Linked DNA regions of Homo sapiens: regions 1, 3 and 4 are each linked to region 2. Evidence: chromatin contacts called from ENCODE Hi-C or POLR2A ChIA-PET data. All regions are on one chromosome and are shown on one strand. Each heading gives the region's core, a stretch centred on a gene start or an enhancer-like site at or near the end of the contact. The rest is flanking DNA. Distances are from core to core; before and after follow the strand shown.

Region 1 (3,221 bases), core at 105-2,604, 90 kb after region 2:
TGATGCAATGGACTTTGGGGACTTGGAGGGAAGAGTGGGAGGGGTGCGAGGGATAGAAGACTACAAATATGGTGCAGCGTATACTGCTCAGGTGATGGGTGCACCAAAATCTCACAAATCACCACTAAAGAACTTACCCATGTAACCAGATACAACCTGTACCCCAATAACTTACGGAAAAATAAAAATAAATAAATAAATAAATAAACAAACAGGCCATGCTCTAGGGGTATCACTTCAAAACGTGACAGACATCAAAGAGCCATTGCTAGTAGCCACATCTCATCCTAGTTGCCTCAAAGCAATTGCAGGTGACTGCATTAGTCCATGGTTCTGGAGATTTTGTACTTGGATCAACTTTAACTCTGTTCCCGTTTAGAAAAAAAAAAAAGTGCAGCTTGCTGCACTCATTTAATTTTACGTAAACACATTCTTTGAGGCTGAAGCAAACATGATTGATTTTCAATGTGAAAATAAAATATATAAACTGTTCTTGGAGTTATTTCTAAACAGAACCATATCAGAATCATCTATTTTAAAAATATATGATTCATCAAATGAATCTTCGGCCAACAATTGTTCAGTAACAATGTTAACAGCACATGTGGGAAAGCCACGTTTTCCAGGATTTGACATTTTCAGTGATCAACAATTACTGTATTTTGTAAATGGAAATACCACTACTAAAACCAGAATGCTATAATTAGAAGAATGTCTTTTGTTTCCAAAGTCAATATATTAGAGTGATGTGAAAATAATAATAAAAGCAAGATATTTCATGGCAAATTTACTTGGGATAAACGCTGCAGCCACAAGGGTGGCTGGTGAGTATTCTTGGAGCAAAAGGGAATAAATAGGATAGTATTGCAAGCAGCACAATTCTGCTGCTAATTAAAAACTTTCAACAGTTGTCTGCCATTCCATTAACGTATTGTAAAACATCATTACTTTTTCTTATGTCATCCTTTGCAAGGATAACACTCTCAATCTAGCAACTCTATAACTCCTACTCAGTGAAGGGGAATCCTAGGATTTTGTTTCCAGGGTCCTCTTCCAGAAAAGACATCTTGGATGGGGAAAATACTTGATGGTGCCTCCTGCAGCTTTAGATGAGAGATTTCCTAAAGGGGAAACTGATAATTGAAAGTTGCTACACTTCTAGGAAAACTCATTATTGTTTGGCCATATGGTCAATAACAACCAGAATCATCCCAATTAATCAACAATAGCTTCTGGCCAGTACACAGGCCTCTGAAAGCCAGCCAACCATTGACTTCCCCATGCTTCTGAAAGTCAGACAGTCAGTAACAGCCACACTCCAGTGACCCTGCTTTCACTAAAGGTCAGCTAACCACTAACAAATCTCACTTTTGAAGGCCGCCAGTCACCGAGATCCACACTTCCACAAACGTTCTCTGTTCAGAGAAACTGACCCACAAGCACAACTATCCCTTAACTGAACAATAAATTCAGCCTTTCGTTTGATATTAAGTGGTGGCCCCTTATTTTTTCTTTTTTTCTTCTGAGATGGAATCTTGCTCTGTCACCAGGCTGGAGTGCAGTGATGTGATCTCAGCTGACTGCAACCTCCACATCCCGGGTTCAAGCAACTCTCTTGTTTCAGCCTCCCGAGTAGCTGGGACTACAGGTGTGCTCGACCACAACCAGCTAATTTTTGTATTTTTAGTAGAGATGGGGTTTTGCCATGTTGGCCCGGCTGGCCTTGAACTCCTGACCTCAAGTGATCCACCTGCCTTGGCCTCCCAAATTGCTGGGATTACAGGGGTGACCCACTGCACCCAGCCTAAGTGATAGCCCCTTCTACTAGTGATATCTTTTTATTACTCTATGACGGCATCTATGGTTCTTTTCGGCTTTCTGGACTTTCTCTTCTTAACATCTCCTCTCCCTTACTGTCTCTTCCTCCTTCAGTGATGTGCTACATATACTTTTCATATTGCCTCTCTGTTTCTCTTTTCTGGCTCTATTTTTCTGGATATCTCCTATCTCGTATCGTAGATTACATTCAAGTATTTTCCAACTCTTGATAATGTTTCCTTATCTCTCCCTAATCTTTCTTTATTTGTTAGATAAAAGTCTCTTTCCATTGAACCCTGGTAGAGTCTCTTGGATTCCTAAAAACCCTTTGGGCATCCACATTGGACTCAGACTATGAGACCCCACCCCAACCCATGCCCACCTCATAGAACTGAAAGCCTGTAAGGAGTCATCCAGGACACTGGTCTCTGCTCTTTCTTTTTTCTTGGGTCTTATCAAACACCCGTGTCACATGCATTTCTGTGTTTCTGGCTCCTTAAAACAGCAATAACAGCACCTTCCCTATCTAAGTCTTGAGGTTTTTGTGAGTAAAATTATAACACCTATCAGAGTACTCTGAAAAACCACTGCATGATCCAATGACATAATGGAAAGTACTGGTCAAAAATACCATTTAGTCTCACAAATAGTTGATCTAAGTTCTGCCAATTAGATGGTAGAATACCATTACACTGAAGGCTTTGTCAAGTTTGTGAAAAAATCATAAAAAAGTATCTACCAGCAGAGGAATGATACCCTTTTTTATTTCCATAGAGGGAGTGAGAATAGAAATTTTTTTTATTATACTTTAAGTTTTAGGGTACATGTGCACAACGTGCAGGTTTGTTACATATGTATACATGTGCTGTGTTGGTGTGCTGCACCCATTAACTCATCATTTACGTTAGGTATATCTCCTAATGCTATCCCTCCCCCCTCCCCCACCCCACAATAGGCCCTGGTGTGTGATATCCCCCTTCTTGTGTCCAAGTGTTCTCATTGTTCAATTCCCACCTATGAGTGAGAACATGCAGTGTTTGGTTTTTTGTCCTTGTGATAGTTTGCTGAGAATGATGGTTTCCAGCTTCATCCATGTCCCTACAAAGGACATGGACTCATCATTTTTTATGGCTGCATAGTATTCCATGGTGTATATGTGCCACATTTTCTTAATCCAGTCTATCATTGTTGGACATTTGGGTTGGTTCCAAGTCTTTGCTATTGTGAATAGTGCCACAATAAACATACGTGTGCATGTGTCTTTATAGCAGCATGATTTATAATCCTTTGGGTATATACCCAGTAATGGGATGGCTGAGTCAAATGGTATTTCTAGTTCTAGATCCCTGAGGAATCACCACACTGACTTCCACAATGGTTGAACTAGTTTACAGTCCCACCAA
Region 2 (3,579 bases), core at 854-3,353:
AACAAAAAAGTCTTTCATTTGTATATAAAATTCAGAATAAATAATAGGGAAGGCATGAAACGACTACACCCCAGGTGTTAACACTGGCTTAGTGGACAGTTTCAGGGTTCTAACCAGATCCCTTCAGATCTTTCTTTTTACCATTTTTTTGGGTAACATCAGAGGAAAGAGAAATAATAAACAAATAGAATAAGACTTTAGAGTAAGTATATTTATTTTATTTTATTTTTGAGATGGAGTCTCTCTCTGTCCCCCAGGCTGGAGTGCAGTGGCTTGATCTCGGCTCACTGCAACCTCTGCCCCCTGGATTCAAGCAATTCTCCTGCCTCAGCCATCCTAGTAGCTGGAATTACAGGCATGTGCTACCACTCCTGGCTAATTTTTGTACTTTTAGTAGAGACGGGGTTTTGCCATGTTGGCCAGGTTGATCTCAAACTCCTGACCTCGAGTGATCTGCCCACCTCTGCCTCCCAAAGTGCTGGGTTTACAGACATGAGCCACTGTGCCCAGCCTAGAGTAAGTATATTTAGTACCCCCATAACTTATTCAATGATATTGTTTCTATAAAACAACCAACTAGTAAACTTAGAAATGTAAAAATTGAGTTTTCAAATTCAAAATTAAAGGTAGGCAAAATAATAAAACATTTAGGAATGAACAAACAGAATGCAAGACTTGTATGCTGAAAATGACAAAACATTACTAGAGAAATTAACAATCTAAATAAATAGAGATACCCATGTTCATGGATTGGAAGACTCAATATATTTAACCTGGCAATTCTCTCCAAATTGACCTATAAACTCAATGTGATTCCTATCAAAATTCCAAATGGCTTTTCTGAAGAAATTGAGAAGCTAATCCTAAAATTTATATGGAATTGCAAGAACCCAGAATAGCCAAAACAATCTATAAAAAGAAGAAAAAAGTTGGAAGATTTATACTTTCTTATTTCAACACTTATTATAAAGCTACCCATATCAAGACAGTTATTGTACTGGTATAATTCAGTGAAACAGAGATGAGAGTGCAGAAAAAATCCTTGTGGTTTCAGCAATTGATTTTCAACAAAAGTGCCAAGGCAATTAAATGAGGAAAAGATAGTCTTTTCAACAAATACTACAAGTAGAATTGCATAGATACACACAAAAATACAAATGTAGACTCTTACCTCACATCATATACATGAATCAACTAAAAATGGATCATGGATCTAAATGTAAGAGCAGGGCTGGCTTCATGAGCATGCATCCTGTGCAGTCACAAATGACTCTGTGCTTAGTTTAGTGTTCTGCTTTCACTGTTCTGAAATCCTTAATAACTTGTGAGCAAGGATCCCCCATTTTTATTTTTCACTGGGTTCCCCAAATTATGTAGTAATCTTCTAAAAGAGCAAAAATGGCAGGACTTTTGTAAGAAAATAAAGACAAAAATCTTTGTGACTTTAGGTTAAATGAAGAGTTAGCTACAACATCAAAAGCATGATCCTTAAAATAATAAAGTGATAAGCTGAAATTTAACAAAACTGAAATCTTTTGTGTTTCAAGTATACTGTTAAGAAAAAGAAAAGACTAGGCACAGTCTGGGAGAAAATATTAGCCAATTATATTTTCAATAAACTACTTATATTCAGGTATGTAAAGAATTCTGACAGCTCTATAAGAAGATAACCCAATTTAAAAATGGGCAAATGATTTGAACAGATATTTCTCCGAAAGACACATGGAAGATAATAAAGACAAGAAGAGATGCTCAGTATCATTAGTCATTAGAGAAAAGCAAATTCAAACCACAACAAAATACTAATATGCATTCATTGGAATGGCTATAAACACATACAATAACAAGTTTTAGCAAAGATGTGGAAAAACTGGAACCCTTACACATTGCTATGAAATGGTCTTCTGGAAACAGTGTACGATAGATTTTGTGAAAGTTAACTATCACGTTACTGTTACTATAATGTTACTATATTCGCATGCAAGTCTTTGTGTGGATATACGTTTTCATTTCTAGGTAGATGTTTAGCAGTTAAATTCTTGAGTCATACAGTTTCACTTTGACTGTGTTGCTCCTCCCCAAGGCTGGCAAAGTGCCATATCAAGAGGGTTTTCCTGAGCCCAAAGTTTCTCCAGTGGGGAAAAGAGAGCCTGAGGAGGACATCCAGCTTCTGTAGCATTCTGTGCTACATCTTAGGAGGCCCACTTCTGTCTTGTCTCATGGGAAACAAAGAGGAAATCAGTGGGGCTAGACCACCTGTGTTTGACCAGAAATGAAGAAGTGAGGGCAGGGTTCACAGTGGCCAGTGCATGGATCACCATGCTGGTACTGTGTTCCTGCCATCAGCACCCTAGCAGAGAGCTCAGCCAGCAGCTCTGCCCAACTGCAGAGGCAAGCTGGTGACCCTATTTGGCCAGGGAGCATAGTCAGCAATTCTAACTGGCTTGGGTGCCTAGTCAGCAATCCAGGCCAGCTACAGGGTTTAGCTTTCTGTCTTGTTGGACCAGGGAACCCCCAAAGAGATTCTGCCCAGCCTCAAAGCCTAACATACGTCCTTGACCACGCAGGTAATCGAGCCAGCCACTCTGCCTAACTACAGAGTATGGCCTCTAGCCTTGCTAACCAGGAAGCCCAAATAGTAACCCTGCCCAGCCTCAGTGGCCAGCCAGCGACCTGCATGGACAGTAAACAAAGCCAAGGACACCTCCCAACTGAGGGGCACAGCCTGCAGTTCTGCCTAACCAGGGATTCCAGAGAATGATCCCATCTGACAGAGGAGCCCAGCTTGCAGCAAGCTGGGGCATAGCCTGTGGCCCCACCAAACCCAGGTACCTGATAACAATACTGATTGACACTGAAGCACAGCCAGTGGTTCTACTCTGGAAGAGAACCCAGACAGTGACTCAACCCAACTGCAAAACACAGCCTGCAACCCTGATTAATCACAGAGCCTAACCTGTGGTCCCACTGAACAGTAGCTTGAGGTCTTGTTCCATCTCAGAAGCCAGCCAGTAGCCCTGCCCAACCAAAGAGTCCAACCAAAACACTCAACAAACCATACAGGCGAGCCAGTGGCCCCAGCAAACACCAGAGCACAGGCAATAATCCTGCACAACTAGAGATCTCAAAAGCAAACTGTGACTATTCATGGATGCTACCAGCTGACCTGTCCAGATCTCCAGGAAACACTGACTACTAAAGGGCTTTCCATGCCAAAGCAAACCTATAAAGGTTGGAAGAGGTTACTTCTTCCTCAAATGTACAGACACTAATGTGAGGATACAAGGATCATAAAAAATCAGCAAAAAATAAAACCCCTAAAAGAAATTAATAAGCTCTAACAACTGACTCTAAAGAAATGAAGGTCTATGAGCTAACTGACATTCAGAATAATTCTCTTTAAAAAGTTCGGTGAACTACAAGAGAACACAGATGGACAACTCAACAAAATCAGAAAACAATATATAAACAAAATATAATGCCAATAAAAAATAGGAACCATTAAACAAACCCCCAGAAATCCTAGATCTAAAAAATACAATGACTGAACTGAACAATTTAACAGAAAATTCCAACAGC
Region 3 (3,638 bases), core at 921-3,420, 68 kb before region 2:
AAGAGGTTATGGAGCTTGCAGGCGTACAGAAACCAATTAAGATCCCTCCTCAAAAATAAACACTATCAATTTTTAAAAAATTAGAAATGACAAGAAACAAGAAACCTACTAGAAGGTAAATAATTGTCATGGAGGAAAAGTTTGAGACAACTATTATGAACACAAAGTGAAAGACTGAAAAGATGAAAACGGGGCAAATAAAAGCTGTGAAGGCTAAAGTGGCTCCAATGTAAGAATATTTTTGTTTAAAAATTTAAAAAATTTTCAGAGATATTAGAGGAGGAACTCTTCCTGGAATAGCGGTAGCAGCGAATCTGCCACCTTAACACAGAAATAATTGTAAAAACTAAGAGTGCTCACAGAGGGTGTCAGCATCACCTCGTTTATAACAAGGGTGCATCTATCTTAAAAAAATCTGTATCACAAGAGGCCTATATGTTAAGTTTTAAGCTTTAATAAGATAAAAGTCACCATAGACAAAGGTAATGGACAAGAAAAGTATATTTATACTTACAGAATATTTAGTGAATTCTCCCATATCACGAAAAAAAGGACAAACACCTCAACGGAATCATATTGGCAAAAAACAAACAAGCAATTTATAGAAGAGGGAATTTAAATGGCCAAGAAACATGAAAAGCTGATCAATTTTCCCATCGTAAGGAAAATACAAATTAAAACAAGACATAACTCTTCATTCATCACCTTTGCAAATCGTGGCTGTGTGCAGGAAGATGGTTCATCTCATTTGCTACTGGTGAAATACATTCATTCAGCCTCCTAGAAAGACAATTTGGCAGGACCAAGTAAATAACTGGACCCTTTGCCTCAATAATTACATTTTTAAGGTTTAGAGACAAGATAAATATTTGTTTAGATGTAAAAACCCAAAAAGAAATATATAATCATTGTTATGATAGCTTATTGGTAAATGTGAACAATTTAAAAACAATCTAAATGTCCTTCAATTGGAGAATAAATAATTATCATATATCAATTCTATGGAATAGCATGTATAAAAAGAATGAGGCAGATCTATATGTATTAAGGTTAAAAGATCTCTAAGTTTTCCACTATTAAAATAAGTAAAAATGCAAAATGCAGACTAGCACATGTAATATAATTTATTATAAATCAAGAACATAAATTACGTATTTACAAAAAATGCATTAGATATATAAATGCATAGAAAAATATAAGAAAAGCTGTGCCCAAGACTCTTCACAGGACTGGGAAGAGAAGCTACAAGAATGGCTGAGTGGCAAAGATGACTTTTTCCTTAATATACTTCTCCACTGTTTTAAATTTTATGAACAATAATGTACAGTGTATTTCTTTTGTATTAAAAAATTTAAAAGATTAAGTAATGTTATTTCTCAACTCACTACTAGAGAAAAGTTAGGATTTCCTTCTCTTTTCTGGTCAGAGGTATCCCCCATCTTGGGACAGGAAATTGAGGTAAAAATGAAAATATTTAGCCGTTTGTCACCCTGGGCCTTTTTCTTCCCTTTCCTTCTTTTGATCAAGGTTGATGGAATAAGAACTCAGACCCTGAGCCAGTCATGGGAACAGCCGGCAGAGGCCCCTTGCCAGGACAGGTGAGACCACAGCGTCTGATGTTTAAAAGTAAGCCAGGTGTTTACCCTGGAGTGTTTATTTTCTAAAGCACCTTTTTTGACATGACATATTTGAAGGTAGAGGAAGGCTGAGGGGTGAAAGGGTTCACAGATCATGAGGAAATAGTTAATCCCAGCCACCAACAACTGCTATGTTTAGAGTGTCCCGGTCAGCTGAGCAGTAAATCCAAAACAAGAAAGTCACGTGTGTTATGGCAAGTTGAACTCACACCAACAGCTGTCCTGCTCCTGTTTAAAAAATCTGATTTCCTCATTACTTGTCTTTCATTTCATTATATAACATCGCATACCTATGTTCTTGCAAAGAAGGATTAAAGTGAAGCCTTAGGCACAAACTGAACTAAAGGCATGAAAGCTGCAATATAGCCAGAGATAAAGGTTAAAGGAAGGGAGATAAAGACTCACCTGGTGCTCAGGTCGCCGCCCCCACCTGCCATCTTCCCACCCTAGGCCCTGCGTGGGCCTCAGAGCCTGGCCTCTGAGCCCCTCAGTCGGCCCAGCCTGCGTGCAGTGTGGCTGCCCAGGCCCCAAGCAGGAAGTCGGCCGACAGACTGACTCAGAAAGGGCTCCGCCCAAATGGGGAAAAGAGAAGTGAAAGTATTTAACCTCCTTCTGGGCTACGGACACTGTGTTTCTCCTCCTTTTTCACTCCAAGGGATTCTCAGCTTTTCTGAAATGTGGCAGAGGGTTGGAGGAGAGGCCTGACAAGCAGCAAGACCTGCAGGACCAGGGAAGGAGGGCCCAGGGGACGAGCAGGGCCAGCTCCCGGGTGTCCACTTGTTTGTGCAATACACAGCCAAAAAAAATGTCCTTGAAACAAAATTGTCCTTAGCTGCTCTGCCCTCTAAGAGGGGGCATAGTTTACATGGGAGTTGGGGGGGAAACTCCATGTTTGCCCCTTCCCCTTGCTGACATGGCTTGGGGTGGGAGTTGGAGGGTTGGAGGGAAAGCCAGAAACCTCAAATCTTCTCTCAGGCCCATGGGAGAGCATGGACTGGACTAAGGTAGGTCCTGACATTGGGACCCAGGGCTGGAGAGAACCAAAATGCTCAGCATTATAACCTGGGGAGAGTGTGCTTAGCCTTCCTGGAAATCAGCCAGAAGTAAGAGAGAACTCTCCACACCCCTGGGACCAGAGGCTGGAGCCAGCATGGTAAGAAAGGCAAACATTTTAAGGGGCAAGGGTTTAAGGAATCTTGACTATGGGGCCGCCTTGGAACAGCCAGGGGTGAAGAGACACCTAAGCTTCGGAGAAGTCACTGGAATCTTGAGAGAACAAAAGCTTCTCATTGGAGGAGGATGGAGGTTGGAACCCAGATGATCTAGACATGGAAGGGCAGGGTGGCTCCCGCGGGAGGTTCTATCTCTGCCCAGATTTTCCATTTAGATTCTGATTCATCATTCCTCAGAGAACAAGAAGCGACCGAGAAGACTCGCTTTACATCAGTATAAAGTCATAGGTAAAGAAACAGAAGCAAAGGGCGCATGAGAATGGGGCCACAGGACACAACCAGGGACCAGAACTCCAGGCCGGACCATGGGGCAGAGACAGGGAGGCAGCTGGGAGCCTGGGGGCGCTGGAATCCAGGGCCCAAGGTGAGCAGAGGGTGGAAGCTGGTGAGGATTCAGGGGCCAGAGGGGATGGCACTTCAGAACGGTGTTTTCCAAATGGCATTCTACTGAATCCAACTTCTTCCAGCTGTGAATAAGGATGCTTGTCCAGGTACATTTGAAAATGTGGGGGAAGGGGCTTTCTACCCTCACTCTACTTCTGCTCTTCTTTTCCCCATGAGTGAATGACCAGGCACCAGGACATTGGTGAGGACAGCTTTGCCGGTGGGCGAAGGTCACTGTTTCTATCAGGCACTGCACACCTGTAGGTCTCTCTCTCTTTCTCTCACCTGTAGGTCTCTCTCTCTTTCTCTCATTCTTCCTACCCCCCATGACTCCCCGACTTTATGGGGCTGAAGGGCTGGTAAGCTGAGCCTCTTTTGGGCACAG
Region 4 (3,441 bases), core at 216-2,715, 130 kb before region 2:
TCTATCAAAAAGATACACGCACTCATATGTTCCTTATAGTGCTATTCACAAAAGCAAAGACACGGAACCAATCTAGTTGCCCATCAACAGTGAATTGGATAAAGAAAATGTGGCACACATATACACCATGAAATACTATGCAGCCATAAAAAGAATGAAATCACACCCTTCGCAGCAACATGGATGGAGCGGAGGCCATTATCCTAAGCAACTTAATGCAAGAACAGAAAACCAAATACTGCATGTTCTTACTTACAAGTGGAAGCTAAACATCGAATACACATAAATGTGAAGATGAGAACAAGAGACACTGGGGACCACTAGATGGGGCAGGGGGAGAGGGTGGCATGGGCTGAAGAACCATCTGTTGGGTACTATGCTTACTGCCTGGGTGATGGGATTTTTGGGACACCAAGCCTCAGCATCACACAATTTACCCATGTAACAAACCTGCAAATGCACCCTTTAATCTATAATAAAAGTTGAAAAAAGAAAATGATGATAATAAACCTTAGCATTAAAAAATAGTTCATTTGTAACATAAAAATTAAGTAAATTCTTATTTGTTCTTACTTCTTTTCCCACTGTGTTTTTCCAAAGTAGAATTGTTTTCAACATCCATGGTATCTAGAAAGTGACAGGTAGTGGTCAGAGAACTGTAATTTATAAGTAAAATTTATAAATCTTATGACAATTCACACTGCATGGAAGGCTTGCGTTTATAACAATATTCTGAGTATAATTTATCTGTCTTCCTTCCAAAGGAAACAGACACTGAATTGATGTCTAAGGTCTTCGTCTAGTTCTCTGAGACTTTGAAACAGCTCTTCATTACTTTTATGCACCAATTTCCTCATTTATGAAACAGGGACAGCAACGGTTATCCTGTTCAGCTTTAAAATTTTTATGAATATTAAATATCTTACTTGCAAGAGTTAATAGGAAATCACTATATAAATCAATAACAGTCCAGAGGATATCTTTCAAAACAATGTATTTTTAGCATAAGAGTAGGTATCTGATTTTTCTTTCCTGACAGGTAGCAGGACTATTTGTCTTTTTAGGCCTTTCCAAAGTTGTGACAAAATGACACTATTACCTGTGAGTGGAAGAACATGTTTTCTTTTTTTTTTTTTCAAGAACAAGGATGGAACTCGCTTTATAAATTCAACACTTTACTATTGATATGCTAATATAGTGAGATACTACTATGTTTACCAGTGTATTTTTTTACCACCTAACCAAGAGAGCCCATTCTGTTAAATATGGCTTTATAATGATCTCTTGCCTCCCTGCAGTTCCCAAAAGGGTCGGGTTAAGCAAATGTAGAGAACAGGATTCTGGCGGCACCAAACCTGTTCTTTGTCACAGTCTGCTCACAGTCAAGTGCAGCAGGAAACCGGGACTATGATTTCAGACTTTTGAAATTCTGAAGCTTGGGGCCTGTGGGCCCACTTCCTGTTGGTGATCCAGAGGCTGTTTCATGCTTTGCTTCAACTCTGATCACTTCCCACATCCCTACCCAGTGTCTGTGATATCCACTGAGCCACTTCCATCCCAAGACCCTAGGGTAGCCTTACCCATCATGTCAGATGCTTGACTACTTTCAGTCCTTGCTTCTTGGCTTCTTGGCACACCTTTTGGAAAACACATGACACAGGAGCACTTCTTATTTTCAGGTTCTTGTGGCTGTGATCCTAAATTGTGATTTGTAAACATTTTTATTTGTGCCCACTCCCCTTCAAAGATTCTCCTTCCCCCCAACATTAGTGACTGCCCACTCCCCACAGCTAAATTAAGGGATGGGCTCTACATCTGAAATCTCTTTTTCTTTTGTGGTTCCTCACTGTATTTTTCCCTTCTGTTCATAAATAACCCTGAGAATTTCATCTTGAAATAAAGGGTCAATTAATAGTTTGTTTCAGTGATGAAGAACACTGGAGGAGCAAAGGCTGGTTTTAGGGAAAAAGATGATGTGCTCAGTTTTGGAGGTGTTAAGTTTGAAGGTCTTGAGTAACATCCAAGTGGTGAAGTCTAAGGCCTTCAGAATCTCCAACAGGAGCCTTCTGACACTTGGATGAATGAGTTTAGAAGACAGGGCTGGCTGGAGATACACATGTAGGAATCATGAGGTTGTGGGTGGTGACTGAAATCACAGGAGTGGATGAAATGCCTGGGTGAGGCCTTTTTTAATCTGGGTGAGTCAGAGGGGCCAGGGGACACCTTATTCTGAAAACTTACTGCTATTGTGAATCATGCCTTGTGCTAAAGTTGCTTTTATCTCATGGTCATTTCAGATCCTACAATTTCTCCATCATTCTCTTCTCTCCCATTTACACTTCCCCCTTCTTGCCTCCATTTTTCTCTCATCTTTTAATTCTTTCTCTACATACTTCTTGTTGTACCTAATTTTTTACACCACTCATCACCCTTTGAATGTATCTCATTCCACCTGTTTTTCTGTTTATATCTTTAGATCTAGTTTTATTATTGAGGTGAACTTCTTTCTACTATCACTTCCTCCTTCTATTCTCTCTTCTAGCTTGTTTCTCTGAATCTTGTCTTGACTTTTTTTTTTTTTTTTTTTTTTTTTGAGACGGAGTCTTGCTCGATCGCCCAGGCTGGAGTGCAGTGGTGCGATCTTGGTTCACTGCAAGACCTGCCTCCAAGGTTCACGCCATTCTCCTGCCTCAGCCTCCTGAGTAGCTGGAGCTACAGCTGCCTGCCACCATGCCTGGCTAATTTTTTTTGTTTTTAGTAGAGATGGGGTTTCACCGTTTTAGCCAGGATGGTCTTGATCTCCTGACCTCGTGATCCGCCCACCTCGGCCTCCCAAAGTGCTGGGATTACAGGCATGAGTCACTGCGCCTGGCCCTTATCTTGATCTTGACTCTTTTTGCAATTTCAATCTTTGTCTTTATCCACATTTTCTTCATCTATATTCATCTTTATCTCACAGGTTATTACTTTCATCACCAAATGCCTGCTGTTAGGACACTGACCACATAGCCATCTCTATTACCTTTGTCTGTTCTTTATGAGCTTTCTACCTTGCAAGGCTGTCAATCAATCAGCAACTTTATTTTCACGTTTCTGGTACAATTTCTGAGAAGTGTGTTGAAAATTATCCCTCCCTCCCCCACAAAATTCCCCTACCTGGAATATTTGAATTCCTTGTCCACTTAGAAAAACTTGAAGCTGACTCTTATATCTTTTCATTTGGTGACTCTAGCCTACCTTTCTCCATTCTTTCTCCTTACTTTATCCACTCAGTGTCTCCTCCCTCCATTCAGGAGCCCAGCTCTTCTTTTTCTTTTCGCTCCCTCAAACCTGTCGCAAGCAGCCCGAGTCTGTGCACAAGTCTTTGTGTGTGTGGTGTGTATGTGTGTGTGCATATGTTTTGGGGGAGAGGTAAGGAAAAGAAAAAAGAACTTTTCCTCC

What was found. A loop is a pair of places that touch in the nucleus more often than their neighbours do. ChIA-PET counts read pairs that join two places held with the same protein, here RNA polymerase II (POLR2A). Pooled maps may share reads with other maps.
Region 1: a loop to region 2 is called in a map of naive thymus-derived CD4-positive, alpha-beta T cell, with 2.3 times the contacts of the local background. The contact joins two enhancer-like sites. A Hi-C loop is called at or near these places in 1 of 168 maps with a recorded cell type or tissue (naive thymus-derived CD4-positive, alpha-beta T cell) and 8 of 50 pooled maps. POLR2A ChIA-PET finds 5 or more read pairs at or near these places in 1 of 52 experiments (CD4-positive, alpha-beta memory T cell).
Region 3: a loop to region 2 is called in a pooled map, with 2.8 times the contacts of the local background. The contact joins the promoter of SP100 here to the enhancer-like site in region 2. A Hi-C loop is called at or near these places in 3 of 168 maps with a recorded cell type or tissue (CD4-positive, alpha-beta T cell, HepG2 and K562), 1 of 37 single-sample maps with no recorded cell type and 11 of 50 pooled maps. POLR2A ChIA-PET finds 5 or more read pairs at or near these places in 5 of 52 experiments (BJ, activated CD4-positive, alpha-beta memory T cell, activated CD8-positive, alpha-beta T cell and 1 more).
Region 4: a pooled map shows a loop between it and region 2 (2.9-fold over the local background). The contact joins two enhancer-like sites. A Hi-C loop is called at or near these places in 1 of 168 maps with a recorded cell type or tissue (CD14-positive monocyte) and 5 of 50 pooled maps. POLR2A ChIA-PET finds 5 or more read pairs at or near these places in 1 of 52 experiments (PC-9).

The regions. Positions count from the first base shown.
Region 1 is chr2:230,256,069-230,259,289 of GRCh38, reverse strand. The region is part of intron 12 of SP140 (SP140 nuclear body protein); the gene reads right to left. Among named protein-coding and RNA genes, the nearest start is that of SP140, 32 kb to the right of the region's middle. RefSeq lists an enhancer at 1,430-1,499. Within about 2 kb of position 1,354, at least 2 of the 41 ENCODE cell types and tissues checked have a DNase peak (open chromatin) inside an H3K27ac peak, as active enhancers do.
Region 2 is chr2:230,346,660-230,350,238 of GRCh38, reverse strand. All of the region lies in intron 2 of SP140L (SP140 nuclear body protein like), which reads right to left. Among named protein-coding and RNA genes, the nearest start is that of SP140L, 21 kb to the right of the region's middle. RefSeq lists an enhancer at 1,955-2,294. Within about 2 kb of position 2,103, at least 7 of the 41 ENCODE cell types and tissues checked have a DNase peak (open chromatin) inside an H3K27ac peak, as active enhancers do; they include CD4-positive, alpha-beta T cell, where a contact is called at or near this core.
Region 3 is chr2:230,414,733-230,418,370 of GRCh38, reverse strand. It overlaps SP100 (SP100 nuclear antigen), which reads right to left and starts at 2,170. Exons shown (of 29, transcript NM_001080391.2): 1 at 2,043-2,170; 2 at 706-780. The coding sequence starts at 2,074. RefSeq lists an enhancer at 2,004-2,523.
Region 4 is chr2:230,471,580-230,475,020 of GRCh38, reverse strand. SP100 (SP100 nuclear antigen) reads right to left here. Exons shown (of 29, transcript NM_001080391.2): 16 at 1,581-1,697; 17 at 574-627. All of the region lies in intron 3 of LOC101928816 (a long non-coding RNA gene), which reads left to right. Among named protein-coding and RNA genes, the nearest start is that of SP100, 57 kb to the right of the region's middle. Within about 2 kb of position 1,465, at least 7 of the 41 ENCODE cell types and tissues checked have a DNase peak (open chromatin) inside an H3K27ac peak, as active enhancers do.